Linked DNA regions of Homo sapiens: region 2 is linked to region 1. Evidence: read pairs that join two places in POLR2A ChIA-PET (ENCODE). Cell type or tissue: PC-3. All regions are shown on one strand. Each heading gives the region's core, and the rest is flanking DNA. Links, peaks and the distances in the headings are about the cores only.

Evidence for each region. Peaks named below come from ENCODE experiments on the same cell type or tissue, not always from the same donor. Only the 100,000 strongest peaks of a DNase experiment are listed, where the experiment ranks them.
Region 2: POLR2A ChIA-PET joins it to region 1 with 6 read pairs; 2 of 35 experiments call an interaction of 5 or more read pairs at or near these places.

Annotation. Positions count from the first base shown.
Region 1 is chr5:96,278,114-96,282,518 of GRCh38, reverse strand. The region is part of intron 1 of LOC101929710 (a long non-coding RNA gene); the gene reads right to left. It also overlaps a transcript of CAST not described here. Among named protein-coding and RNA genes, the nearest start is that of PCSK1, 150 kb to the left of the region's middle. RefSeq lists an enhancer at 2,171-2,220. In PC-3, for the core only: no CTCF peak of the experiment used is centred there; a DNase peak (open chromatin) is centred at 2,168; H3K4me3 peaks cover 375 bases; H3K27ac peaks cover 2,625 bases.
Region 2 is chr5:96,695,008-96,699,412 of GRCh38, reverse strand. CAST (calpastatin) reads right to left here. Exons shown (of 32, transcript NM_001750.7): 3 at 3,506-3,577. Among named protein-coding and RNA genes, the nearest start is that of CAST, 35 kb to the right of the region's middle. In PC-3, for the core only: no CTCF peak of the experiment used is centred there; no DNase peak of the experiment used is centred there.

The DNA of each region.
Region 1 (4,405 bases), core at 288-4,287:
AGGGATGCCTCATAAGGTTGTTTAGGTTATGCACTGCACAACTCCAAGGATTTGTTCCATTAATACAATGTTCACATCTCATTGCCTAGCTAATATTAAGGTTTTTGTCATACTTAGACATATGTGGAAAGATGTTCCTCTGACCATTTTGTACAGAAATGATAGCGGAAGTAGATTTTTTTCACTCAGCGAAGGAACTGAATTTTGCCTCTCAGTTGACACAGGATAAAACAGAATGTTCTCATGCTGAAGCTGGAGACAGAGAAGCTGTGGTGGACGTCTGTTATTTATAGCAATCCAGCTTCCCTGCCTCCTTTGTCTGGTATTAGACACCCCACCCCCACCCCGCCAACACACACATAGCTTTTCTCCTGGAGGAATCCATCCCATGTGGTGCGTATGTTACCTTTCCGGCTCTACCCTCATCACCACCACGGGGGTGAGCACATGCTAGGTCTGGTCAAACCACCCCAGAAAGTGATCGTTCAACAATGGACATAGGACTCAAGTGGAGCCTATAAGAGCGTTGCCAGGAGTTTTTTACAGGACCTGAGAAGATGCTCTCTCCATGGAGTTGATAAAGCTAATAGAATTTCTACTAGCAGAAGATGTTAATTGTTCTCCAATATCTGTTCCCTCTTTTTTTCACAATAATAAAGTTTCAGCTAGGCAAATGGTCTTACACAATACGTAGAATAAAAGCCTACATTTTCCAGCCTTCCTTGGAAAATGTAGCTACATATGGCCACATCAATGCCATGTAAGTGAAAATGTCATGTGAGAGCTTTCAGATACCTTTTTTAAGAAACAGTTGCTTTGTACCCTTCATCATTACTTCTCTCCTCGCGCATCTGCTGCTTGGGACATGGACATCATGGCCGGAGCTCCATTGTGAACCAGGGATGGCAAGGCAGAAAACTGTAATGATAAGCAGCTGAAGTCTTCTGGGGGACATAATTGTCTTACTTGCCGTGAATTGCTTACAACTAGACCCTTATGTGAGAGAGAAATAAACTATCTTGTTTAAGCCACTTAGCATTTTTCCTGTTACTTGCAGCTGTAATTAACTGCTGATTAATCTTGGTTAATTCATTGCCTTCATCAACTGTTCACCACACACAGAGACACTGCCTGAGCATGAAGACAACTCAGAGAAAGGCAGAGCAAAAACAAAAAGAATTCTGTTAATATAATTTGAGTCACCGGATCTAGTCACGCCTAAAGTCATGCTACCTTTTGAGTTTTTCAGTTAAATAAGCCAGCCTATTTACTTGTTGCTTAGGATGTTAAAACTTGAGTTTCTGTCATTTGCAACAACAACAATAAAAGTCCAGATGAATCAGCAACCATGAGGAAGTATTGCTCTCAATAATGCATATGACATTATTTTGACCAATTATGGGCTCTAGAATTGGGAGTCAGAATCAATGTATCTTGATATCTCCAGATTCTCAAGAGACAGAGAGGTCTAAACTGACATCTGGATTACATTATCATCCACATTATTCCTTTGCCATGGGCATATTGTTTCTATTATTTTAAACACCACATGGAGCTCCACAGGCTTGCAAGACATTTCCCTGGAAATTAATAATTCAGGAAGATTCACCTGGCTTCAAAGTACAGGAGGGACTGAAAGGATTTTGAAGGGTGGAATGGAATCGCAGAGACCAGTTAGGAGTAGGAATTGAGGTAACAGGGGCTTAGTGTTAGTGTGAATACATACAAAAGGACAACAGTTAAGAAAAAAAAAAAAATCTTACCTCTACCTTTAACACATGTTCTGTTCTACTGGTATTTTATATTAGTAAAGTGGTTCATAGTTCATGAAGTATTTTCACATACATTATCTCATTTGATACTTAAATAAGCAAAGTGAGTAACTAGTGTTACCATTTTACAGAAGTGGAAACTGAGGCTTAGTGTGGGTATGGGTCTTACCCAAAGTCATGTTGGTGTCAGAGCAGGGGCCAAAACCCAGATTTTCTGATTAGCAGTTGAATCTGGATGCATTGGCTCTCTCCGTACAGAGACTTACCTATAAGCAAAATTTTCTTTTCAAGCAACTTCATTCAGTTTTGTTTGTGAATTCTACTTCATTGTTAGTCATTTCATTGTTCTCTTCTTACTCATTACCTGTCCTGAGAAGTGATGTAGGCTGAGAGACAAAACTTTATCCTAATATGAATCATCTTTATAATGCAATATTGGAACCAAGGAGTGTGTGTGTGGGGACTGGGGGAGTGGAATTAGGAACTACCAAACAGCAACAAAAACCACAACGTTGAGTACCAGAGAATGAATTTACGGTAATTTAAAAAATCTTTTTCTCTGCTTAGTGCCTCCAATACGAGATCACCTCTTGTTCATTATGGCACCAGTAGGCCTGATTATTTTAATAATTTACCATTTCAAGGAGCCATGGAGACAGAAAGGAAATTGCTTTTAGACAATGTGTTATTCAAGCAAACGGAAATGGTTTCTGAACCACAGAAAACAAATAAACATGCCTCTACCTGGAACTTCATTAGTGTTTGCCTGTTGTCTGGCGCTAAAGGATGTGCTTTAAAAAAATGGTGCAGTGTGTGCTTGGAGATTCTGAATGTTAGTGGGGCTATCTGAACTCTAAAAGAAGAGGATGTTGACTGTGTCTAGGACCACTGAACTTGGATGAACTCCTACAGGCTGGGTGTGAAACCACATGCTAAATGTCTTCCCATACAGCAAAATAAGATGCCAAATCCTTAATGGTCAGCTCAGTTTTTATAACTTCTCAAGAAGCATATTTTATTATTACTCAAAATATAATGCAAGTATACCATGTATAGCTGTGGTATAAGAACATTAATCAGAACATTGATACATGGTGCTCTAGTGACACTGTAAAGCCTTCTAGAAGAATTACCCATCTTCTGTTCTTATCATGTCTATTAATGTGCCTTTCATCCTTTGCTTGTGAATTAAAAAATACGTTGTTTGGAATTCTGTGGGATCCTGCTGAATTCCTTAGGACCATGGTCAAACATAGCTAAATGGTTATCCTTTTCCATAATATTATTCTTGGGCATGGAAAGGAGTATCTTTTTAATAAAGGAAAATTGGCAGGGGGATTCCTTGCAGTGCAGGCCTGGTTTGGCACAAAAAGTGAGGTGTTAGAGATGCAAACATCTCATCTTCAGATCCGCAGCTGGCAAAAACACAAGGGGACACATTTCCCTGGCAAGACTGGGCCATCTGCAGCACCACAGTGGGCCTCAAGTCTCTGGACTGACCTTCGATCAAATGGTAGAAATCCAGAGTAAAGCAATGTGACCTGGCAAACAGAGGCTCCTGGAGCAGAGTGTGTGATTTCTTCCATTCCTGCAGAGATCCTCATTTGGCTGGAAGTCCACCCGAGAGACCAAGTGTTTCCAGATATTTGGCAGAAAAAGAAATACTCTCTTTTCAGCTTTCTCTAATTCAAAGAAATAGAATGCTGACAAGAAAATATGAGTATCATCCATCCTTCTGATATAGCATTAATAGCTGTACAGATTTTAATGTTTATACATAATGGTGCTAACAGTGGCTGCTTATATGGTCATTATAAGACTACAACATTTTTTAAGCTATAGGATATGATGAGAGATAGTAGATGAAATATGTGGATGCATGTATTTATGCATATGTATATATACATGCATGTAACTGCATGTGTGTGGCATGATACATGATGAAATATGAATGCATGTGCATACATGCACAGTGTATGTGTATATGCATGTGTGTGTGTATACACAAGTGGTATATTGAGCATGCAGGACTCAAGAGGTGTAATCACAAAAAGCCATTTTGCTTTTGTTTTCTATCTTCTGCTGTCTTTCGTAGGCAGGGGACATCTTCCTCTTCCCCTGGATGGAAATAAGCAATCCCATGCTTTTTCTAAGCATACCTAGGATATACAAAATCCTATGATCACTTTAAGTTGTAAAATATAATCCTTAATTCAGATACTAGAAATTCCAGCTGCATGTATGAACCAGTGTGGCAGAAGCTACCATGTTCTCCACCCCATTCCCCATTCCATTTACCAGGCAGGTACACCCATCTCTCAGTTGCTGTGAAGATTACCTAGGCATGGTTTCCGGAGTGTTCTCTCAGAACTGCCATTAGCTGGCAGGTACCATCCTGCCTGGTAAATCTTGACCCCCTCACCACACACACACATCAAAGACTGATTACAAAGGGACAAAAGGCCAGCCTGTGGTTCTAGGAGGAACAGTCTGCTGTGCAACTTACATACAAACCACTCCCCCACAGATGAGGGAAGGCTAGATGTCTCCTGAAATCACATACTTGCTTGGCTTCTTCTTCTTCATCCCTAACCTTACTGACTTTTTCTGAAGAGCATTCCTTAAAATTTTGT
Region 2 (4,405 bases), core at 153-4,152, 420 kb before region 1:
CCAGCTACCCCGTTCCTTAAGAAATTCCTTTTTGGCTTAGTCAGAGTGGGTTCTAATTGGAACTAACAACTTTAACCAGTACATCTTCTTAATAGCATGGTCTTCTACAGAGACATTCCTAATGCAATTTGAACCTCGGTTTCCTCACCTGAACAGTCAGGTTGGTGAAATAGAAGTTGTCTGACAAGTCTTCCAGAAATAAAATTGCATGACTGGTTATGGATCACAACTATTTTCATATAGGCTTTAGTAAGAGTCCGTATAATTTCCGCAGCCTCATCTTCACTACTGATTTACCAAAAATTAAATTTTAAGAACTAAATATTTTACACTAATTATTTTGAATTAGAAAAATTTACATCACTTAAGAGCATTAGATCTTTGAAACCTAAAACTGCATAGCAGAAGGGATATTATTTGAGGGCCCAATTCCTCATTTTGTAAGCATTCTCATAAAACAATTCTACAATATATAGAAACCATTCTCTAATACATAGCTTACACATATGCTTCAAATTAAGTACTTAATTTTTAAAACTTTAAAGTTTTCTTAATAATTGTAAAATTATCACTTATTTTGAATTTCAAATTAACTATTTCCAGAATCAAGAAAACTAGCACTAGTTCTCACTTCCAATTCTATCTACCACTCTGTCACGCCTTTTCAGAATGTGTTGGGAGAATATTATTTTGCCTGTGTGTGCCATGATAACTGTGTAATAAAAGGCTTCAAGTTATGCTATTACCCCCAGCTTTTCTAAATGATGCATGGGTATGTAATTCCTTAAGGGATAATGCTATGAGTTACAACCATTCCAATCTGGCATCAAAAGAAGAAATAAGCAATTACGTTTGTTCAACACCTTATAAAAGTAAAAAATATGAGAACGGAAGGGGTGAAGAATCAAACCCTGGAGAACTCACATTTAGGAAACTGGCAAAGGAAAGTGAGTCAGAAAAGCATGGTGAGAAAGAGAAACAGCAGACATAAGAATGGAAATGGGAGAGGATGGTGTTTTTAAAGCCAAAAAAAGAATTTCATGTTTGCTGTTAAATACTAAAGCAATAAACATATAGCTAAATCATCTCCACTTCCCAGTTATGCCCTGCCCCTCCCAGCTCTTAAGACAGAACAGGGTTTGTGGGGAGATGTTCAAATTCTTTATAACTATCCCATCTCAGAAAAATAGGGTAACTTCTACGTTAAAAAAAAGAAACATGGAAAGGGTCTGATTCTTATGATTACGTTCAAGAAAAAACTGGGTGTGGTTTTCCACAATGTACTAAACCTTCAAAAGTTTAGATAATAGCAAGTGTGGGAACATTTACAAATAACTCACTAAATCTCACTGGGTGGGTGTTTTGCTAATGAGGTGTATCATTTTTAGTGGCATAATTTAAGTGTATGCTAAATACAAGTCCTGATAACAATAAAAGTTAATCTTTTTTAGTTGAAGACTCTCTTTTATTTGGAGACCTGGAAATAACAGAATATGAAGATTAACATGATCAATCACAGGAGAGGTCCATTTTCCCAGCACCTGCTAAATGCCAGGGCCAGGCCTAAGTGTTAGTATTTATTTTCTTTCATTTAAGGCTCTCAACAGCCCTGACAAGAGAAGTCCAACCCTCATTTTACAGATGAAGAAACTGAAGCTCAGTGGGACTGGACAAATAATAGTGGCAAAGAGGAAATCCAAACTCATATTTGTTTGTGTAAGCAACTCTCTCACCCAGTGGCCATCAGTGAATGCTGTGGTGTCTCCAGCAGCAGTAAAGAATGGCTAACAAAGAGCAGACCTCAGTTTTGAATTTATGTTGGTTCCAAATGTTAATTAACTCCCTGTATTTACGATTCATGGTCTTTCAATGATTTTTATATTTTTATTGACTGGTAGCAGAGAGCTTTGAAAAGGTCTTTAAAAGGCACGGGTCTTAAAGTGGCATGGTATTTAGCGTTAGAGCTTCTCAGCTGATTATTGGTTTGGGCACCATCAGGGACTTGGAGAGCAGTCAGAACTCTGAGTGACACGAAAATACTAACTCTTCATTGAGCAAGTGACATCTATGAGAAAGTCTGACTTCCATAAGATAGCCACCAGTTTTAAAGAAAAAAAAAAGCTTACGTTAAATAGTTGTATAGATACTCCTGAAACATAGGTTGAGGTTTTAGATAATCTTGGACATACTAAAAGACCACAAAGTTGAAATGGGTTGAATGTAACAACTTTTTTTTTCTTTTTTTTGAGACAGGGTCTCACTTTGTTACAAGGCTGGAGTGCAGTGGCGCTATCTCGGCTCACTGCAACCTGTGCCTCCCGGGTTCAAGCCATTCTCCTGCCTCAGCCTCCCCAGTAGCTGGGACTACAGGTGCGCACCACCACACACCATGCCCAGCTAATTTTTGTATTTTTAGTAGAGATGGGGTTTCACCATCTTGGCCAGGCTGGTCTTGAACTTCTGACCTCGTGATCTGCCCACCGTGGACTCCCAAAACAATTTTATTTATCAAAAATTACTAGCTAACATTATAAAATTAGACTTTCTTTTTATTTTTGAGACAGAGTCTTGTTCTATTGCCCAGGCTGGAGTGCAGTGGCACTGTCACAGCTCACTGCAGCCTCGACCTCCCAGACTTAAGTGATCCTCCAACCTCAGCCATCTGAGTAGCTGGGACTATAGGCACGCATCACCAAGCCTGGCTAATTTTTAATTTTTTTTTTTTTAGGAGAGAAAGGGTCTTACTATGTTGCTCAAGCTGGTCATGAACTCCTGGGCTCAAGTGATCCTCCTGGTGATCCTCCTGCCTCAGCCTCCCAAAGTGCTGCGATTACAGGCATGAGCCACTGTGCCTGGCCATTTTCTTGCCTCGAAAGGTGAGGTTTCAGTGATTTTTATAAGTTGCAAAACTTTGAAGGGTTATATTACCAAAAATTGCTTAGATGGAGTTTATAAGACCCAGCATTGTCAAAGACCTCTTAACAGGAAACCTGGGTTCAAGCCCTATCTCCATCTTACTGGCGTTGTGAGCTTGTCAAGGTTACTTAACCTCCTTGAGCTCTGGTTTCCTCAGGTATAAAGGAATAAGAAGAAGATTGTGAGGGGATTACGTGATATAATTACATAAAGCACTAGCAGCACGCCTGGTGTGGTTAATGCCCATGAGGAGGATATGAATTATTTTCTAAAGTGGGAGCACTACGTTTTTACTCACAGTATGTTCAAAAGTTTAATATTATCTGCAGATAGTCATCATAATAATTAATATTTATTTAACGCTTATTATATGCCAAGAAGATTTATACAATAAATGGTTTTACTAGGTTTTAAATCATTCACATCATTATTAAGAAATTATATTCTCTCTTCTAGCACAGAAATGATACTTTGTTAAAAAACCTTCAGTGATATCTGGACACTGTTTGCCATTCCTACAGGCCCCACCCACTAATCATATCCCTGTAGAATACAGTAGGGGTCTTTTCGTGTTCAGGAAATCACTGACCTTGGTGGCCGAGGCTGTTCCACCAGCATAGGTTCTGGAGGATTGACTGCTGCCGAGGCTTGCTGCTTTTTTCTTGAAAATAGAAAATATTAGTTTCAATGGGGGAAAACACCTTACCAATGTAGTCAAATGCAAACTTACATATCAATACAAATATTTTCTCAAGCAAAAATCAGACTAATATTTGAAACACACCCAAAGTAAACATATGCTTTGAATTTTTCGTTACTTTGCCTGAAGATGATACAAATATTGAAATGAAGAGTAAGTTGAATAAGTCTCAATTGTTCAATATTCAGTGATTTTGGAGAACTGCAAAACTCACTGAGGCAGTTCTCATGTACTTCCAAAAACTTCACTCACCCTTACAGTGCCATAGAGAGTATACAATGTTACAATGTCTATGCAGGGTGATTTAGAAATATGTATCAAAGATGCTATTCTACTTGTAAAAATGTATCTTAGGGAAATAAGAGAAGAGAAAAAGTATTTTTCTACAAAGATACTGATCACAGTACTATAACCTAAAAAAGCTGAAAACAGTATCTATAATAATGAATGTTTATTAAGTACTATGGTGTGCCAGGTAATTATTAGAATAATAGAATTATAGATAGTAATAGGATAAAATGCTTCAAGAATAAAGCCTCTCAGAACGTTATTCTAAGTACTCTAAGTGTTTTAAATACCATGAGTAACAAGATAAACCAATATAAACCTAATACTATTGTTATCTCCACTTTATGGGTGAGGGGACTGAGGAACAGAAGGAATAAATTACTTGGCCATGGTGACAGTTAGTAAAAGGCAGGATATCTGCTCCAGACTCCAATCTCTTACCTACCTATACTGCATCCCATAATAGGGGGTTACGTTATGGGAGAGCCATAGGATGAAATA